Linked DNA regions of Homo sapiens: regions 2 and 3 are each linked to region 1. The links are chromatin contacts, found by Hi-C or POLR2A ChIA-PET in ENCODE. All regions are on one chromosome and are shown on one strand. Each heading gives the region's core, a stretch centred on a gene start or an enhancer-like site at or near the end of the contact. The rest is flanking DNA. Distances are from core to core; before and after follow the strand shown. Region 1 holds the start of LSM14A (LSM14A mRNA processing body assembly factor). Region 2 holds the start of PEPD (peptidase D). Region 3 holds the start of ZNF181 (zinc finger protein 181).

Region 1 (3,121 bases), core at 292-2,791:
AAGGAGATGAGTGGTATTATTTTAAACAAGGCTGTCAGGGACGTCATCTCTGGAGGTGATGCTTGAGCAGAGACTGGAATAAAGTGCTCAAGTACTGGTTGAATTAGACGCGACTGGAACAGAACGAGAAGCTAAATCATGTATATCCTTAGACACCAAAGTCTGGTTTTCTCTCTGTGTAACATGGGATCAGTAGAGTGAGTAGAGGAAGGACATGATCTGAGTTAGATTTTTTTTTTTTTTTTTGAGACGGAGTCTCGCTCTGTCGCCCAGGCTGGAGTGCAGTGGCACAATCTCGGCTCACCACAACCTCCGCCTCCTGGGTTCAAGCAATTCTCCTGCCTCAGCCTCCCAAGTAGCTGAGACTATAGGCGCGCGCCACCACGCCTGGCTAATTTTTTTATATTTTTAGTAGAGACGGGGTTTCACCATGTTGGCCAGGCTGGTCTCGAACTCCTGACCGGTGATGCGCCCGCCTCGGGCCCCCAAAGTACTGGGAGTACAGGCGTGAGCCACTGCGCCCAGCCCTGAGTTAGATTTTAAGAAGATCTCTCTGGCTGCTGTATTGAGAATAAAGTACTGGGGGCAAGAGTTGACACAGAGGCAACTTTTAGAAGGCTACTGCAATAATTCAGCCCGAGTAATCGTGGCTTGTGGGAGAAGTGTAGGAATGGAGATGAGAAGTCAGATTTAGGATATATTGTGTATACATAACGGAGAGGTGTAGTCAGAACAGATGTGGAAGCAAGACAGGGCAAGGCTGACTCACGGCTTTTAGTCTGAGCAGCTGAGTAAAAATGGTACCGTTTACATCAAATAGGGAACGGTGGTGAAGGAGCAGGTTAGAGGGGAAACAGGGAGCATGGCTTTGGACCCTTAACGTTTGAGATTCGACAGAAACCCTGGTTCACGGAATTGATCCAAGCTACATACTGATAATTGGGATTAGTGAGTTACAATGGCGTTGCAAGCCATGAAACTGGTTCAGACCGGCTGAATGAGCGGGACAGGAAGGGGCTGAAACACTTGAGTCCTTGTGAGAGCCCCAGCTCCAGGGGCAGCCTCGGGGGAAGCTCCCCGGGCGATGACTGCGGTAATGGAGCCGTAGGAGCTCCACGAGGTGCAGGTTCAGCGTCTTAGAAGGATGAGCAGCGGCTCGCCACAGCTCGGAGGCGGGTGGGCAGCGCTCCAGGCCGAGGGCCCCGCGTCGGCAAAGACACAGGACCCACGACAAGGCGGCCACGGCCTGAGTCAAAAGGAAGGCCGCGCGCCTCCTCTCCAGCCCGCAGCAAGCGGGTGCCACGAGGCACTCAGCCGGTCCCCGAAGTTCCTCTCACGCGGCCCCAAGACCACCACCGTAGTCCAGGCCAACAAGCGCTGCCGGGACTCCCGAGGCCACGAATGAGCCGGGAGCCACCAGTAGCCGGCCAAGTCTCGCGAGAGCGCGGCCTCGCCCTCCCAGCATGCCCCGCGCCGCCGCCGCTGCCGCCGCCGCCGCCGCCGCCGCGCCGCGGCTTGAGGGCGGGAGGCTGGGGGAGGGTAGCGGAGCCGGCGCCGCCGCCATGTTGGGTCTGAAGCGGCTGCTGTAGGCGCCGACGGAGCGAGCGGGCGTGCGGAGCGGGCGACAGTGGCGTGGGATCTGCCTCTCTGCGAGCAGCTGGGAGCGGCGGCGGCGGCGCCATGAGCGGGGGCACCCCTTACATCGGCAGCAAGATCAGCCTCATCTCCAAGGCGGAGATCCGCTACGAGGGCATCCTCTACACCATCGACACCGAAAACTCCACCGTAGCCCTTGCCAAAGGTACGCGGGACCGGGCCTCAGGGTGGGGGCCGAGCCGGGCGCCGCTCGGGGCTGCTCCCCGCTCCGGCCCGCGGCCTCCTCGTTCCCTCCCCTCCCTCCGTCGAGCTCCGGGAGGCCTCTCGCCTCCCTTCTCCGGGCCCCGGCGTCGCGGGCCGGACCGCGGCCTCCCCGCGGCTCCCTGGTTTCCGCCCCCCGGAATGTCCGCGCCTGAAGCCCGGGGAACTACGGGACTGAGTGCGCGGCGGGCGGCCCTGAAGTCCGAGAACGGGCCGGAGAACACGGAGAAACGCGTCTTCCAACTCCGAAATTCGGGGCTTCTGCCGTCTTAGCACAAAACAAAGCCGGAGTATTCAAAGAATTTTTCCGCCCAGCTTGAGTTCATCGCGGATGCGTTGACTACACAGCACCCATTTTCTCACTTTGTTCATTTCAATTCGTGGCGATCTTCCTCTGGTGAACTCTTGAGTAATGTGCTAAAACTTTGGGTTTGCTCTGCGACGCAGACATTCTCGAAATGCCATCGATGCCGTGGAGCAGATCCCATCTCCCTCGGCTCATCCTCTGTTGGTATTTACCTGTTAAACCGGAATCCTCAAAGCCTGTTGTGCAACCACCTCATTAGGGCGCGTGGTAAAAATGCTTGCTGCTGCCCCGACGCCCCTGTTTCTGGAAACGGGTTCAAGCTTGATCCAGGATCCTTCTTGACCAGGCAAGCTTGACCTTTGATCCAGGCTCAGTGGGCGTTGACTGATCCCTCTGGAGGCTCTCTGGGAAAGGGAATTCGGCCGAGAAGGAAGGTGCCCCTACCCACAGTGTTAATATTTGGCATCCCTAGAGTCTGTGTGGGTTTTGTTTCCGTTCACACGTGCAGGGCCTTTGCTCCGCCAGGAAACCAGAAAGAAAATAAACTTTAGCTCCTGAATCTTAAAGGAAATCTCACAACAGTGTAAAATACTTTGAGGGAAGCTAGATAACCTAGGTGATTTTCCCAGCACTTCTGGTAGAGGTGGGAACTGCATAGCATGGTTAGGGACCCTGTGGATAGGTTAGGTCCAAGGATAAAGAAGAAGATTTTCGAAATCTGTAAAATTTTAAAAATCGTTAACAGATAGGGGAGTGGTTTCACGGGATCAAGTATTTAATAATATTTCTTGGATGCTCTGGTAAATCCTTTATTTATTTATTTATTTATTTATTTTTCTAAGATGGAGTTTAGCTCTTTTTGCTCAGGCTGGAGTGCAAAGGCAATGATTTCGGCTCACTGCAACGTCCGCCTCCCGGGTTCAAGTGATTCTCCTGCCTCAGCCTCCCAAGTAGCTG
Region 2 (3,121 bases), core at 367-2,866, 650 kb before region 1:
CTCAGGCCAGCTTGGAATCCTGAACCCAAATGCAACCCCTGGCACTCCCTGTGAGCACCGAGCCAGCCTAACCAGAGAGACAGCACACCCACAGCTGGGCACCAGCCTGCTCAGTCTACCCTTTAAAAGGGTCACAGGCTGGATTCAAGGATCTGACCCTGAGTTCCTTGACACCCATCTGAGACTTTGTCTGCACTGTTCTCTACCTGAAGGGAGTCTCATTGCTGAAGGACTAGCACAAAAGTCACCCAGGAAGTGAAGCCTTCCCACACTTTATCTGAGCTCAGAGTCCATGCCCCTCCTTTGCAAATGGCAAGACCACACGGCAAGCAGATGGATGACAGAGTCCCATGTGTCCATCTGTTCCAGTGGCCTGTGAGTACCTTAAGGGAAGACCCACTGCTATTCCTGGAATATAGCAGGTGCCCACAAAATATTTGATTTGTATGCTCTAAGCTCCCTCAACCTTGGGGGCCAACTTAGAACCCACTTTCTGTTGCCATTTTCCCTGTATCTTAAAAAGAGAGATGCATTCAGTCCACTAGATCCCCCATTCTGACCTCAGTTTCCAACCTGGCATCTGGAATACTGCTCCCTCCTACACCATGCCCCCTCTACCCCACTGTACCACCAGACCCACACCTTCTCCCATTGAACTCACACATAGCTCAGGGGAGCCTAATCTTTAAAAAACAGATCAAGCAGCTTGTAACAAAACCCTTCCAGCCCATCAGGGCAAAGTCTGAAGCCGCCACCTGGAACACCACACCTTCCAACCAGCCCCAGGCATGCACCCCTGTCCCCAGAACACTCTGAACTCTCAACCTTTGTCCCTTACCCTGGGCTCAGATGCTCCCTATCTGGGAGATTCCGCCCAACGCTCTGGTGAACCCATCTGTCCACCCTTCCTCCCACTACGACCACTCAGCTTTCTTTCATTTAGCCCAGTATGGAGCACCTACTGTGTGCAAGGCACCGGGCTACTGAGAAGCAGGTAACATACCTGCCCTTGCACTCTAAATGCAGAGAAGATAAAGAACAAGTACAAACAATGCTCTATATAGTTTATCAGGTGATGATGAGGGCACAAAAAGTGGGATAGATGGTTAGAGAAGGATTCCCTGAGGGGGTGACATTTGGCCCCTGAAAGAAATGGGGAAGTGCCCTGCTGGGAAAAGGGAATTCCAAGTCCGTCTCGAATACCGCCTCCTCCGGGAAGCGCCCGGGTCCCTGGGGTCCTCGCAACGCCGCCCTCCTACCCGGGGGTCTTGGCAGCGAACATGCGTGTCGACCCCAGCCCCCACCGCAGCCGCACACGGTGGGGCCGCCAGACGCGGGCAGGTGGGGCCGGAGCCAGCCAGGAGGGTGGAGAGGAGCTGCGGCCCCCGCGCTGACCCTGACTCGGAGCGTGCAGCTCGCCGACCGGCGCTGGGACTCCGGGCCAACGGGAAGAGGCGCCTACCCGCGGCATTCAGCGACCCCGGCTGACGCTCTCACCCGCGGTCCGGCCGGGACACCCATGCCCCTCTCCACGCCAGCGGGAAAGAGCGAGGGAGGCGCAGCACTCACCCGGTGGCCGCCGCCATGTTCGCCCGGCACCGGCGTCACGTGAAGTGCGGCGTCAGCTGAGCCCCTCCGGGTGCCAATGCATGGGGCGGGGTAAGGGCGGGGCAGGGGGCGGGGCATGGAGTCCTTGACCCACCTCCTCCAGAGCCAAATTCCACGGGACGGGAAGGGGCGGTACCTGGGGAAGGGCGGAGCCCCGATGGGGCGGGGCTCCCGGAGATTGGGGGCCCAAGAGCTCGGCCAGGATAAATGAGCGGGCTGCCGGCTGCAGACAGTAGGTCGGGTTAGCGGGCAGCATCTGCAGCCTTTTCGTGGTGGGAGGGAGGTCCTGAAGCAGAGGACATCTTGATTCTGGTTCAGTCCCCGATCTGGCGTACCAGCCCACCCGGGAGAAGAACACATAGGAATAAAGAAACCACGTGGGAGGAGAGGAGGGAGACTGACCCAGGCTAGGGTCGGGGCAGAGGTGGCGATTTTTGTTTAAGAAGGGAAAGGGCTTGAGCAAAGGCCGTGGGGCAACTGGAGGACTCTAAATGTGCAGCGTCCAGGAGAATGTGCGCGAGAGAGGGGCAGCCTAAGGGAAGCAAGGGCCAGACCCTGCGGGGCCTCCACTGTGGGGCCTATGAGTTAAGTCTGGTAGGATCTTTTCTAGGTTTCCTGGGCTGCAGAATGGAGAAGCTGGAGGAAGGGAAGCCAGGGAGGAGGGCAGGCGAGAAGTGGGCACAGCCGAGAAGGGTTTAGGAGGGAGAGTCTGCCAGAAGGCTTACTCCTCTGCCCCACTGGGCACTGGTACTGGGTGCAGAGTCCTGCAGAGAAGGTGTAGGGACCCTGCAGCAGACGCTGCCCTCCCTACTGCCAACAGAGTCAGGGCATTACAAGCACGGCCCAAATGCGTTGCACATGTGAGCTCATAGAAACCTCACCACAGCCCTATGAGGTCGAGACTATCTTTAAGTCTATTATACAGATGAGGAAACTGAGGCCAGAGAGTGCTCACACAGAGGCTGAGCTCATGAAGCCATACCCTGAGGAGTGACCTCACTGCCCCTGTGAAGGAAGGGGGCCCCACACTGTTGGGGGAGGGCGTCCCTGGCGCCAAGGGTGTACAGATGTGTGTGGTGTACAGATGTGTGTGGACAGGTGGATGGGTGGCCCAGGATAGGCGTGTGGGGCTCCTGACCCCACCCTGCAGCTGTCCCACAGCTGGAAGTGGCTTCTGATCAAAGGTTGTGGGTTGGGGGATGCTTCTTGTTTCTTTATCGAAACAAGGATGTGGGTCACCATGGCCAGGCTGGTGGGAGCCAGGGGCTATGACTGGAGAAGCAGCTTCTGTTTGTCCCCATGAAGCAGGGAGGAGAATAGGCCCCTTAAATAGGAGCAAGGGAGCCAGCCATAAGCAGGGTAGTGAAGGGCACGTGGCACAGTTACCTGGAAGCCCAGTACCATCCCTGCTGTCCTCATCTGTCAGGAGAGAGCTAATGGGGCCACCTCACAGGGCTGCTAGAGGGTTTTACACTCAAACCTGCAGGCACAGCCAGAGACCAAAGCTGCCAGG
Region 3 (3,121 bases), core at 330-2,829, 560 kb after region 1:
GCAATCCTGTAACCTGCAGTGTGGTGGGTGGGATGGGTGTGTGTGACACAGGCAGGAACTACTCCTGATGGCAGCTGACGACCCACATGTGTACTGGGTGGGTGCCAATGGGAGTAGCAGGTGAGTGGCTGAGCACAGGCAGGTGAATGAGTGACAGCTACACAAACCCCACCACTGAGCACGTCCCTCCCAGGGCAAAGCAGATCAGATCACAGGCCCAGCCCTGGGAGGCCCAGAGGAGCCTCAGGTCCTCAGGAAGGCTCCTGGCCCTCTTCGCCCTAGGAGGACCCCCCCCCCGCCCCAAGCCGGCTCCACCTGTAGCTGTGGGCGTGGGAGGGAGACAGAGCGCTCTGGCGGCCAGAGAAGGAAGGAAGATGGAGGGAGGGCGGACTTCTGCTCCCTGACGCTGCTGCTAGGCCCCCTGCGGCCCTCCTGGAGCCCACACCTTTCAGCTGCAGTCTCCCAGCCTTCGTCCCCAGGACGAAGCCCACTAAGCCAGTGCTTTTCCACTGCAGCTGGCTGTTCCGCTTGGGGAGGGTTCCCAGATTGTGCAAAGTGAGGAAGGGTCCCCTGTCCCTGCCCCGCAGGGCCCCCACTCCAGGCCTCCCCCATCTCTCCCTGTCTCTCTCAGAGGTAGAGGCAGCATTAAATTAAAATTTAATTAAAATATTAAAAATAAAGTAAAAAATTCAAATATACAACAGTAGACTGTCTGGCTTGCATACAAAGAAGGCCATTGCCCCTTTGGGTGAGCCGGGCAAGGTCAGGGTCTAAGAAGCGCCTCTGGTGAGAAGCGGTTGTCAGGCTCTGATGGCTGCGGGAGGAGTGACTCCTCCCAGGATGAGGGTCTGTGTCCTCTCAGTGCTCACTCAAGTTCCGTATTTCCAAGTCCTTCCAGGGGGCGTAACGCACGTGAGAACTGCCATTTCTGTCACAGATACGTGGCCGCATGCATTTCCAGGAAATGTCCTTGGTTCGCGAACTACAGCTGGCACAATCCAGCCCAGGGCGTTCTGTGAGCTGTAGTCTCCAGCAAGTGAATTCCAAAAAAACCTCAAAGACCTCAAAGACCATACAGGGTGGACAGCGTAGTAGCAGGGTTTGGGAAGAGAGGAGCTCTTTTGCTAGCAAAGGCGAGAGCTCGCCTGGTACAAGGTCTGCCCACGTCCCGGGAGATAAACATTAGTGTGAGCGCACGCTAGACCCAGAAGAGTTTGCCACGGCCGCACGGTTTTCTGGGAAGTGTAGTTTCTTGGTCCCGGCGCCATTGTCCTTAAAAGTAGAGGGTGGCCCTTGGTTCCGAGGTGTATCTTTCACCTCATCAGTATGACTATATGCCCCAGGACACTTCCCGCATGGTCCTAACTGCCGGGCTCTGGGACGACAGCCCCAGGCGGTTTAGTTTTTTAGGAAACCGAGATCTGTTTGCCCGCGGCGCCCCAGGTCCGCGCGGCCGCAGAGACTCCTGGGAAGTGTGGTCTTCCGGTACCTGCGGTTCGTTGCGCCTGGAATTTTGTCCCCTGCGCGGATGATTCTGGGAAATGTCGATCGGCTGTGGGCGGCGCACTGGGTCCGCCCCGCTGTAGCCTCAGGCCTGACGGCGACTCCCAGGCTCCGGGACGATTCTGGGCAGTGTCGTCCCCAGAGGTCGGCGGCCGTTGCCCGCTCACCAGCGACGCGGGGCGCCTGCGGGGACGGTGAGGCCCTGCTGAGGACTCCGGCCAGTATGAGTCCCGGGGGCGGCGGCGGGGCTCAGGCCCTGGGTCTGCCCCGCGGTGTGACCCCGGCCGGTGCCTTGGTTTTCCTGGCCTTCATGTCCTCCTATGTAAACGCGGGGTGATGACGGCGCCGACCTCTTGGCGCTGTTGTGAGAGTGAAGTGGGCGCGTGGTTAGACGCCAGCCACAGTTGTCTTTGGGTTATGTCGTCATGAAGCCGGCGCTCTACAGTTGTGTAACCTTGAACAAATGGGTTCAGTATCTTGGAATTTCAGTTTTGTCATCGTTTAAAAAATAGATCTGGAAAAATGTGAACGCACACCGTGCATAGTGGTGAAGACTGAACGAGCTGATAAAGTTTTTACCATTGTTTTATGAGGATTTTATTTACAGAGTAATTGATTTTCCTCGCAGGTGGCACCTGGTAAATGGTTAGCCCTTGCGGAGAAACACCCTGTTAGTTCCCAGGGAGAGATTGGCGCCCTGGAGAGTGATTACCAGTGTGCCTTTCCATTATGGTGTGTCACAGGTGCCGCAAGATAAGCCTGATTTTTCATGACTGCTTTTTCCTGCCCTTCTGTGCCCTCAGGACACTGCCCATCTCTAAGATAAGAGCCTGGAAAGAGGACTCTGTTGGCTGTTGGAAATTGCAGAGTAATGCCTCAGGTAGGTCGGTGTGTCCGCAAATCTTCCTGAAACACTTTATCAGGACTGTGTGTTTGCTTTGCTTCTCCTGCCTGTTCCCACCTAACCAAGTCCATTTAAGGGACTGGATCCATGGTTCCTTTCAGTATAGGAAGGACGGAGCCCACAGGAGAGCTCCAAGGTATTATCCTCCTCACCCAGTGTTCCTCTTTTCTACAGTTTTCTGCTAGAAGACTTTCTAGTCTTGCCAACATTTTAAAACTGTAATTCACAATGCAACTTTGGAATGTAAGGTTATTCGGTTTATGGTTGTCAAAACTGTACCATGTGGTCTCAAGTGAAGAGATGCTTGCAGTCATCCTTGATTCTTCCCTTTGACTTATACCTATATTCAGATCCTCTAGTTGGAGCTAAGCTATACACTGTATACAGAATCTGACCATTAGTTACCCCAGCACTACCACCACCACTACCACCCCGGTAGTGATAGCAATAAAGCCACCTGGATTATTGCGGTAGCCTCCTAGCTGGATTCCCTGCATCTGCCCTTAACCCTCATCAGTCTGTTCTCAGTACAGCTGTGACCGTGGTCCTATTGTTACATAAATTCCTGTCATTCCTCAACCTATAATTTTTCAGTGGCTCTAACTGAGTCACTTCTGCAATGACCTATTTGTACAATTAGGCCATTACCTTTCTGATCCCACCTTCCTTCTCTGCCTCCTCATTCCTGTGAGCTCTAGCCACTGTCACTAGTTG

The links. Hi-C counts contacts between places; a loop is a spot of excess contacts on that map. ChIA-PET counts read pairs that join two places held with the same protein, here RNA polymerase II (POLR2A). Pooled maps may share reads with other maps.
Region 2: a map of ascending aorta shows a loop between it and region 1 (11-fold over the local background). The contact joins the promoter of PEPD here to the promoter of LSM14A in region 1. A Hi-C loop is called at or near these places in 2 of 168 maps with a recorded cell type or tissue (aorta and ascending aorta), 2 of 37 single-sample maps with no recorded cell type and 13 of 50 pooled maps. POLR2A ChIA-PET finds 5 or more read pairs at or near these places in 1 of 52 experiments (B cell).
Region 3: a loop to region 1 is called in a pooled map, with 22 times the contacts of the local background. The contact joins the promoter of ZNF181 here to the promoter of LSM14A in region 1. A Hi-C loop is called at or near these places in 3 of 37 single-sample maps with no recorded cell type and 16 of 50 pooled maps. POLR2A ChIA-PET finds 5 or more read pairs at or near these places in 1 of 52 experiments (activated CD4-positive, alpha-beta T cell).

The regions. Positions count from the first base shown.
Region 1 is chr19:34,170,963-34,174,083 of GRCh38, forward strand. LSM14A (LSM14A mRNA processing body assembly factor) reads left to right here and starts at 1,542. Exons shown (of 10, transcript NM_015578.4): 1 at 1,542-1,801. The coding sequence starts at 1,681.
Region 2 is chr19:33,520,175-33,523,295 of GRCh38, forward strand. It overlaps PEPD (peptidase D), which reads right to left and starts at 1,617. Exons shown (of 15, transcript NM_000285.4): 1 at 1,570-1,617. The coding sequence starts at 1,586. LOC105372370 (a long non-coding RNA gene) reads left to right here and starts at 1,760. Exons shown (of 3, transcript XR_935918.3): 1 at 1,760-1,840. RefSeq lists enhancers at 918-1,881, 1,882-2,844 and a silencer at 1,627-1,826.
Region 3 is chr19:34,732,664-34,735,784 of GRCh38, forward strand. ZNF181 (zinc finger protein 181) reads left to right here and starts at 1,580. Exons shown (of 4, transcript NM_001029997.4): 1 at 1,580-2,383. The coding sequence starts at 2,375. RefSeq lists enhancers at 428-487, 705-1,222, 943-1,332 and silencers at 1,613-1,662, 1,763-1,822.